2 separate regions of the Mus musculus genome follow, and region 1 is linked to region 2. The links are chromatin contacts, found by Hi-C or POLR2A ChIA-PET in ENCODE. All regions are on one chromosome and are shown on one strand. Each heading gives the region's core, a stretch centred on a gene start or an enhancer-like site at or near the end of the contact. The rest is flanking DNA. Distances are from core to core; before and after follow the strand shown.

Region 1 (4,984 bases), core at 1,904-4,403, 240 kb after region 2:
GAGTATACATACAGTTCGGTTTTGTAAATTAACATCTTTCTTCCCTGCATGCTTGATTGATGCAACAGAATAGACTTTCCCACTTCCCTGATGCTCTGCCCTTTCTCTACCATCCCACACCACTGTCATTCTCCTTTCTAACTTCACCACTTTTCCTTATATTAGTTCAGCAAACATACAAGAAGTTTAGAGCTTTCTTGACTATCATGTTGAGGGCAGACCAGGGGGAGGATAACTCCTGCAATGTAAAACAAGAGACATCACTTTCTAGAACTTTGGGAAAGAAGCTATCAAAACTCCTATTTATTTATTTGCTTTGCAATATATACGATTTACATTTATAAGAGGGAGAATTCATTCTCCTAAGAATGATTAAATAAGCATAAATCCGCCATTACGTGAACATTTATGGTACTGGCTGTGGTGCCTGTGAAGAAAGTAAGGGACAACATATTGATAACTCTTTGCCAGCTTGGAAATCAAAGTGAGGCACCTATCCTCTCTCATTTGCTTTGTATCAAATCTGTTCTTTCCTTTTGGTCACTATGACAAAAATTCAGGTTGATGAAGAGATAGCTGAGAAGGGCGCACATAGGCACAGCTAAGGAAGTTTGAGGTCACACTGCTTGCCTTCTTGCACACACTCATGGGTGGCTGGGCTTTTATAAGGATGATATATGCTCATTAGATATGATGAGGAGGATTTAATGATGATGACAATCGTAAATCATTTAGGTTGGAACCCCAGAATGGCTGCTTATTAGCTGCCAACATATCCAAGCCACTAATTCTTTATAACAGCTAGCTATTCTTCCTGAGAAATAATTGCAAATACGTGCATTAAAATAGCTAAGATATCTGAAGAAGAACGAAGACCAAAGTGTGGACACTTTGCCCCTTCTTAGAATTGGAAACAATCACCCATGGAAGGAGTTACAGAGACAAAGTTTGGAGCTGAGACAAAAGGATGGACCATCTAGAGACTGCCATATCCAGGGATCCATCCCATAATTAGCCTCCAAACGATGATACCATTGCATACACTAGCAAGCGTTTGCTGAAAGGACCCTGATATAGCTGTCTTTTGTGAGACTAGGCCGGGGCCTAGCAAACACAGAAGTGGATGCTCACAGTCAGCTATTGGATAGATCACAGGGTCCCCAATGGAGGAGCTAGAGAAAGTACTCAAGGAGCTAAAGAGATCTGCAACCCTGTAGGTGCAACAACATTATGAACTAACCAGTACCCCGGAGCTCTTGACTCTAGCTGCATATGTATCAAAAGATGGCCTAGTCGGCCATCACTGGAAAGAGAGGCCCATTGGACAGGTAAACTTTATATGCCCCAGTACAGGGGAACGCCAGGGCCAAAAAGGTGGGAATGGGTGGGTAGGGGAGTGTGGGGGACTTTTGGGATAGCATTGGAAATGTAATTGAGGAAAATACGTAATAAAAAAATATTTTAAAAAAGTTTTAATTTTAAGCTTAAAAAATAGCTAAGATATTAGATTATGAAGTTTTATGAAAATTATAGCTACCATTTATGTGATATTTACTCTATTCCTGGTACATCCAGTTCTCAAAACACTATGATGTAACTACTGCTATATCTAATATACAAGGAAGCTGTAGGGAAGAAAACCTGACTTGAAAGCATGTAACTGTTCCACAGAAAAATTCTTCTTGTCCCGATTCTGGGCTGTGGACATATAACAATAAAGTGAAATCAGCACCTCTCCTTTTGAAAAAATTGTCATTTAAACATCATGTTAAAATTGCTGATAACAACCTTCTTAGCAATATAATTCACAAAGTCCCTGCTCATATTTTACTTTACGTTGACCAAGGGACAGAACATCGCCTCAGTTGGCAGTCAGGGCCTTCCTCACCTTTGCACTCTTCCTTCTGGAAGGTTCAGTTTGAACGCCTGCCTTATGTGTATCTAGTGGCATGCCAACAGCATCCTAAACCCCAGCCAGATGGCTCCACAAGCACTCATATATCTGCATCTTAGGCTGCACCATTTCTAAAAAAGATTTATTTTATGTATGTGAGTACACTGTAGCTGTACAGATGGTTGTGAGCCTTCATGTGGTTGTTGGGAATTGAATTTAAAGACCTCTGCTCGCTCTGGACAACTATACTCACTCAGTCCCTGCTCACTCTGAACGAAAGATTTATTTATTATTATACGTAAGTACACTGTAGCTGTCTTCAAACGCAGCAGAAGAGGGCATCGGTTCTCATTACGGATGGTTGCGAGCCACCATGTGGTTGCTGGGATTTGAACTCAGGACTTTCAGAAGAGCAGTCAGTGCTCTTACCTGCTGAGCCACTCCCTGCACCATTTTATCAGCCCATTGGACAACACTGGACCTTGGATGAAGCCAACTTCTCAGAGAACTTTCTATGGCACCCTTGACACCTGCTCGGCCCCTAGAACGTTCAAGCCGCCCTTAATAGCACCCCTAGTAAAACGGGGTCGAGCAACCACCTCTGTGGCCTCTTCATCCTGTACCAGAGAGCCATTTGCATCTCATTGAATCTGGGCTTTGGGGCCAGGAGAGGATGTTGCCCACTAATTAATCTTGGCTGTCAATTTAACCACATCTGGAGTCAACTAAACCCCAAGCAGCTGGGATTGCCTGTGAAGGATTTTTCTTGGTTGGATTATTTTGAGGTGGGAGACTCACCCTAAGTCCAGATCATTTGGCCCTAAATCCAGATCATTTGGCCCTAAATCTGGGCCACACAAAAGGACACGGGAGAAGGGACGTCTTCGTGTCTCTGTCTGCGCATGTCTCCATCCTGTTCGCTATGTTCATATTTAGAGAACCCTAACTTAACACAGTTGCCTTTCTCAATTTAACTGTGCATTCTAGTTTCTGTGCTGGGAGCTGTAGCATCCAGGGAAGTTTTTGTAAGCTGAGTATCTTAAGACTAAAGTGGTATAAAGTTGTAATTTATTACAAAGTTCTTGCTCTTGGTTCCGTTTTGTATTTTTATAAAGCTGCTGAATCCACGGAAGGATCGTACTTTGCCTTGATTCATTCACTTGGTGTGTCATCACCAATCACTTTCACAACACCACGTGGGAGTGGCGAGAAGCAGAATCCTATAACCTGGCTCAGCCCCGAAGCATGACCTTTGGCCGGTCTGTGCCCAAATTGCTGACAGATCATGGTTCCTCTCTTGTCTGGGTCCTAGAGACGCACTAGGTCGGCTCCACAGCAGGCCAGGCTCCGCTCCGGACTCGCGTGGCGCTCCCCGAGGCCTCCAGCTCCTAATGGCAGCGACACTGAGCGTGGAGCCCACGGGCCGCAGCTGCTGGGACGAGCCGCTGAGCATCGCCGTGCGCGGCCTGGCCCCCGAGCAGCCCGTCACGCTGCGCTCTGTCCTGCGCGACGAGAAGGGCGCGCTCTTCCGAGCCCACGCGCGCTACCGCGCGGACTCCCACGGCGAGCTGGACCTGGCGCGCGTGCCCGCGCTGGGCGGCAGCTTCTCGGGGCTCGAGCCCATGGGGCTGCTCTGGGCCATGGAGCCCGATCGGCCTTTCTGGCGCCTGATCAAGCGCGACGTGCAGACGCCCTTCTTGGTGGAGCTGGAGGTGCTGGACGGACACGAGCCCGATGGCGGGCGGCGGCTGGCGCGGACGGTGCACGAGCGTCACTTCATGGCTCCCGGGGTGCGGCGCGTGCCCGTGCGCGAGGGCCGGGTGCGCGCCACGCTCTTCCTGCCCCCAGGTGAGTTGGGTGGTTGAGAGGTGGGAGCGCGCCAAGGGCTGAGTCTAGGGGTGGGGTTAGGGTTTCCTAGGAAGGTGCTATTGGCCATTTCAGTGGTCACTCAAACAGGTTGGGGGATTTTCATACATTAGCAAGTGCCCTTTGCTTGCATTATCTCATTTAATCTCTGTCTATCCCCAAAAGATAGTGTTATCCAGCTGATGAAAAACACAACTGAACTTTGTTGCAATACGAGGTTAGGAAAAATGAGACAGAGGAAACTGCCACATTGTCCTTGACACACGCAGCCCCTTCTCCCCACTCCACCCCCACCCCTAGTCAGTACATACAAACACACACACACACATACACACACACACACAACCTCAAGGGTTAAAGCCATAGTACATCCAGATTAGCATAAATTGGCTTTGTTCTTATTGTTTTTGAATTTAACCTTATGGGGGCTTAGTGGTTAAGAGCACTCACAAGCGTTCTGCCATTAACTTTGGAAAAGTAAAACCCAATTTTAAAACAATTTATTACTTATAGAATTAATATTAGAAGCATTACCATCATATTACAAAGTTTGGCTGCCAATTAATACCTATGAATACATGCAAGCTTTAATGTTTTATTAAAGAGACATTACTTAAAATTTTATCTTTAATTCTACTTTCTAGGATAAGAATCACATTAATTATTATCTCAACTAGAAGTATCTTTAGAGACCCAGCCTCTTGGCCTGCCTTATGCCACGTGTTGGAAGGACTTTAAACTTGAGTTATCAATTTTAAGGCTAACCATCTGTTACCAATGTAACAACTATTAATCTTAACTAATAACTTATGAGCTGATTGTGAAAACACTCAGAGCATATTACCAATTAAAAAAAAAAAAAAACAAAGGAAGCAGTTACATTTAGACCAATCAGAGAACATTAATTTTTCTAGCTATAATCATAGAATAAAAAGTACTTTATCATTTGCCAAACACATTAATCACGAATGTAGAGAACCCTCTAAGAAAAAAAAAAAGTTTATCAGCTTTTTTACCCCAAAACTAAGAGGCTGTAGACTCTCCTTTTTTCCTATAAGGAACAGCTTTTCCAGCAGGGGCCCTCTTGCCGTGTGCCTGTTTCCTGGTTGAAGCATGTGGCCGCTCTCGGCTTTGCAGATAAAGTTTTTTTTTTTTTAGCCATCTTTATTATCCAACATAAAACATAGAACATTCATTCATTCAGACTGGACACGAACATACATG
Region 2 (5,020 bases), core at 1,057-3,556:
TTAGCTACAATGGAGCAGACAACATGGATGGAGTTAATTCATGCAGGGTGTCCAAGCTACACGAGATGGGTCAGTCAGGCCAACGTACAATATTGGAACAGACAAGACAGAGCAGTTGGTGCGGGGATGCTCATGCAATCCTGCAGTGGATATACATACCTTTTCACAAAAACAGAGACCGTATCAAATAACTGTACTGATAAATGACTGTTCTTTGAAAATGTGTATATGAGAGACAAAATGAAGCCTAATAAATACAATTTCATATTAAATTGATTATTTAGCAACTAGGCTTTGGCTTAAAATTAAGTAGATAAAGCATCTTGTTCTACACTTTTCTAAAAGATCAAATCAGGCCAACAATAACAATGGGTTAAGTATAATAATTTCTTAGTATGTTCTCAGCATCAAGATAACACTATTTTATATACACCAAATTCAACTCTTTCTAAAGTCTCATAAATCTGGGATTAGGGAAGGAGTTCCAATGTGTTCTACAGATGCCTAAAGCCAGATAGCTCCCGGTATAATACTGTGTTTTTACCTATGCATTCAAACCTAGGATAAAGCTTAATTTATAAGCTTGGTACACCGAGAGGCTAATAATTACTGTAAGAACATATTATAATAAACTTATTTAAAACATGAATTTTTTGTTTCTGGAATTTTCTATTTAATGTTTTGAGATAGTAATTAACCACAGGCAATTGAAACTTCAGAAATGGAGGCCATGAATGAAGGGTCTACAGTTTGCCTATACAACTAGTAAAAAAAAAAAATCATATGATATGTGTTTCCATTTACTTTAATACATTTGCCATTTGCTGCTATCTCTGTCTTTTCCCCATGTAATATTCATAATATCCAGAGAGCTGGGCTTCCTCTCCTCATCTCCTCAGGCCTCTTCCTTTATCAGTCTCTAGTCTATATTCCAGCTTTCCATCATGTTTAGCATGGATGATGTCCCTTTAGCACTGGACAACCACACTGGGTCAGGGTATTGGTATTGTTTACCTGGGGCTATGAAACAACAACAAAACTACAACAGCTAGAGACTGGAAGCCCCCTAAAGACAAAGGACATCGCTCCGTTCAGGTTCTATAACCAGTGCCCTACAAGCAGACGGCAGTGGGATGTAAGTGGGGCAGGAAGATCTGAATTTAAATCCCAGCTGCACAGCTTGCACAATTCACTCAGCCTATCCGAGCCTCAGTCTTCTTTGTAATGGTTACCTTAAAGAACTATTTGAAGATTAAATAAGACAACATGTGAGCATTTCCCAGTGTGTCAGGCACTGTTTATCAAGTTTACTTTTTCTAGTACTACAAATGTCTGTTAGATGAGAAGGAAAGCTGTGCGATGATACAAAGGACACATGACTATAAGTATGTCAAAAGATTGAGACCCAGAAGCAAAACAAAGAGTTATGGCAGCTTCTTCCAGGGGTAACAGCACTGTCCTGTAGTGCAGCCCTTTCTACTTGAAAAGTTCTCAAAAGACATGGGAATGGGCAATTGTCAGAGCCACTGATTCACTGACCTGTGAGCTGGGAATTTAATTTAGCATACTGGGGGTTAGGGGGAATGGCACCAACTCCAACCCTGAAGTAACTCTATTGTCACAAAAGCCAATTTAGAGACCACAGAATGAACCAGTGAGCCAGAAGAGAGGCTTCTACTTTATGAATCTCAGTAGAGAGAAGGTAGGTCTAGGTCTCAATGTTAACACCACTGGCATTTTGGGATGGATGGTAATTTGTTGTAGGTGCTGTCTTGCATGTTGAAGGATTTTTGGCAGTACTTCGAATGCTATAATAATCCCAAAATGTCTCCATACAATGAATACCAAATCTTCCCTGAGGTGGCCAAATTGTCCTTGGTGGAGAATCACAGAGCTTAAACCAATCTTGACAGCTGTTCTGTTCCGTAGGTCAAGAGGCAAATAAAGCAGTGAGTGGAGGCTACAGAGACTTTCTCGGATGCGTAGACAGATGAATTCATGCCAAATGATGAAAAGCGGACAGCTTAGACAAGAGAACAAAAGCCCAAAGATGTGACTGACAGGGAAACGAGGGATGCTGGCAAGCTCAGGATGCCAACTTCAGTTCAGGAGAAGCATGCTCACAGGATTAGTTTTAAAGAGAAAAACTGAGGTCAGAGGTCACCTACCTTGTAACACAGGAGACTGTGGTGCCACCAATGTCACTGGTTTGGTCATTGGGGCGGAGGAGAAGGGGTCCTCAGAGGGCGTGCTGAAGGCACTGGTGATCTGGGAACACAAGGAGCTGATGCTCTCGGCCTCTCCTTCCACCTCGGGCACTGCAAGGCAAAAGGAAATGGTTCCAGACAGGAAAGAGAGGAGTCCTGAAATATGACGGTACAGTGTGGGCTGCCAGTTCTCACTTTAGCTCTTTCCCTTGCCGAAGGACAAGTCTCAACTGTCAGGCTACACAATCAGCTTCAGTAAATTAATACCTCAACTTTCAGACAGGAAAGTAGAAAACATCAGTAACTCATGCACTAAGATCATCTTTCTCTGCAAATCCCTAATCTATCTCTCTTTGAGACTTTGTTGGGAATTTGGTGGTTTTTTTTTTTTTTTTTTAATGTGAGGCTTTTTTGTATAGCTGGGTCTTTCTGGAAGATCTCTGCAACCTATTTTAACTTTCAACCAGTTCCCAGAAGCTACAACCCAATCAATTCTAGAGCTGAAATGTAGGATGCTAAAGACTTTGAGATTCTGGGGGGAGAGGGGATGGAGGAGGCAGGACAGGGCTCTGAGAACATTTCCTCATTTCTGAGCAAACAGTTTATGTGTACTGAACCTTTGCTCATCTGTGAAGAGAGAAAGATTCTGTGCTGCATCTGCCCCAGAGGGAGACTGCAACGAGGTACTTGAAGCACCTACAGTTGTTTTGAGGGTGCTGAGAGCTGAGAGCCTTGCCATCATCACCTAACTCCAACTGTTCTCTAAGCCGAGTTCTACTGCGCACAGGCCTGTCTTCTCTGCGCTTGTACAGTGTTGTCAGGAGTGTCTACTGAGCCAGAGCTTCCTCCTGGTCAGTTATGGAGACAGCATGTCTCGTCTCAGAGGGAAGGGTAATAGATAGGGCCAGTAAAAGCACCAACCAGATCTAACATTTTAGCTGTAGCGCGTATGATAAGGATAGAGCTTACAGATTGGCTCAGCTGAACTGAGGATACACAGCAGCCATGAATAAATGAGCGGCCACCTGCTCCTGATGAACATTAGACCTTAGATTTGTATAAGAGCCATTTAGAGTTTCTTCCCCAGGAAGCCAACCTCTCACATATACAAGGGACACTTACCCATTTCTTCTGTTCCTTTGACAGTGCTGCTATTAACCTGTAAATGTTTCTAAAGCCTATTTAATTCTCTGGGGTCCTATGAGCACAGAAAGAATGGAAATTTGGAACTTTTTATGTAAAGAAATAGGCTAGCTGAGAGAGAGTACACCCGTGTCAGGACAAACCACGGACCTTGTAGTTCAGGCTAGAAATTCCACTGTCACTACTGATGGAAGAGAAATTAACTACTCATGACCCTAGTTTGTGCTCATATGAAATGACACGCACTATAATAGTTTCAGAGAGACAGGCATGACTAACTTAAAGGGATTTGTGTTGCTTCTGACGGAGCTAGAGCACAGTACCTGTGTTTTTTATTGGGAAATCGGTCTTCCTCTGCATAGTGGAAGGCAACTCATTGATGCGTAGGGACAGCTGGCGTTTAAAGGGTGACATCTTCTGGCTAAGAGCAGGAAATCCCCGGAAAGAGCCTTGACGAGCAAGCTGTTCAATTGGTGCATGCCGGCGTGGGATAGCATGGGGATTGTTCATCTCTGAAGATGCAGTGCCATCCGGAGTGGGAGAGGTGGGAGAGGATGGGGATGGAGCAGTGTTGCCAGGAGCCACTGATGGACCAACAACTGTCTTGTCTGTCTCAGCTCAAGAAAACCAAAGTAAAAGACCTTAGACCTCATTAGTGACCTTCAAATATCCTGAGTTCACAGAGCTGAGAGCTCAGAAGCCTTCTCATTCTTTAACTCATGCACTTTCCCATATTCAAATCTAATACATTCTGACAGATGACGGTTTAACAATACCCTGGTTGCTTTATACTCTATTAAGACAGAATTCCAAGCATCTACATAAATGCTCACAGCAAACAGTAACTACTACCATGGGATCCCAATTCCCTCTTCTAGTATGCAGACATACAAACAGACAAAATACCCATAAAACAAATAAATACATTTTTTTTGAGGGGTGGGGGGATTCAAGACACAGTTCTGTTTAGCCCTGGCTGTCCTAGAACTTACTCTATAGACCAGGCTGGCCTTGAATTTATAATCTGCCCGCCTCTGCCTTCCAAGTGCTCCACCACTGTCCAGTGTAAATAATCTTCAGACACAACCCAGCTCCAATGGAGTCCTTGCACAAAGTCCATAGGTACCTGTACTTACATATCACATACCTCCCCTAATGTATACAAATTTAAAATGAAAATTAATCTAAAAAAAAGAATGATAGCCTGGCGTGGTGGTGCACGCCTTTAATCCCAGCAATCGGGAGGCAGAGGCAGGTAAATTTCTGAGTTCGAGGCCAGCCTGGTCTACAAAGTGAGTTCCAGGACAGCCAGGGCTACATAGAAAAACCCTGTCTCGAAAAAACAAAACAAAACAAAACAAAAAAAACAAAAAAACAAAAAAAAGAATGATGAGCTATCTGGATGGCAAAATCCTATTGCCAAACACACATGATCTGGCATAGGTCCAGAGATCAAGTTAGAATTATGCTGGAGGCTTTCTTCCTACTGTCTAGTCTTTAAAGCACAAGATGCTATGTAGGCTTCTGGGGAAACTGTCATAGAGTGTTACCTAGGTGTGGACCCTACAAGCAGAAATAGTGGCTGGTTAGGCAAGATGTGCCCACTGGTTAAACAATGCAAAATCTATTGTGAGGGTAACCAACTACTTTCTAATTGGATTTGGGGCCCT

Evidence for each region. A loop is a pair of places that touch in the nucleus more often than their neighbours do. ChIA-PET counts read pairs that join two places held with the same protein, here RNA polymerase II (POLR2A).
Region 1: a loop to region 2 is called in a map of heart, with 2.1 times the contacts of the local background. The contact joins the promoter of Acot4 here to the enhancer-like site in region 2. A Hi-C loop is called at or near these places in 1 of 37 maps with a recorded cell type or tissue (heart). POLR2A ChIA-PET finds 5 or more read pairs at or near these places in 1 of 5 experiments (embryonic stem cell).

What each region holds. Positions count from the first base shown.
Region 1 is chr12:84,035,226-84,040,209 of GRCm38, forward strand. Acot4 (acyl-CoA thioesterase 4) reads left to right here and starts at 3,154. Exons shown (of 3, transcript NM_134247.3): 1 at 3,154-3,742. The coding sequence starts at 3,286. All of the region lies in intron 1 of Gm40474 (a long non-coding RNA gene), which reads right to left.
Region 2 is chr12:83,797,340-83,802,359 of GRCm38, forward strand. Numb (NUMB endocytic adaptor protein) reads right to left here. Exons shown (of 10, transcript NM_001136075.2): 7 at 3,674-3,967; 8 at 2,169-2,318; 9 at 1-4. Among named protein-coding and RNA genes, the nearest start is that of Gm46367, 23 kb to the right of the region's middle. Within about 2 kb of position 2,307, at least 1 of the 3 ENCODE cell types and tissues checked has a DNase peak (open chromatin) inside an H3K27ac peak, as active enhancers do.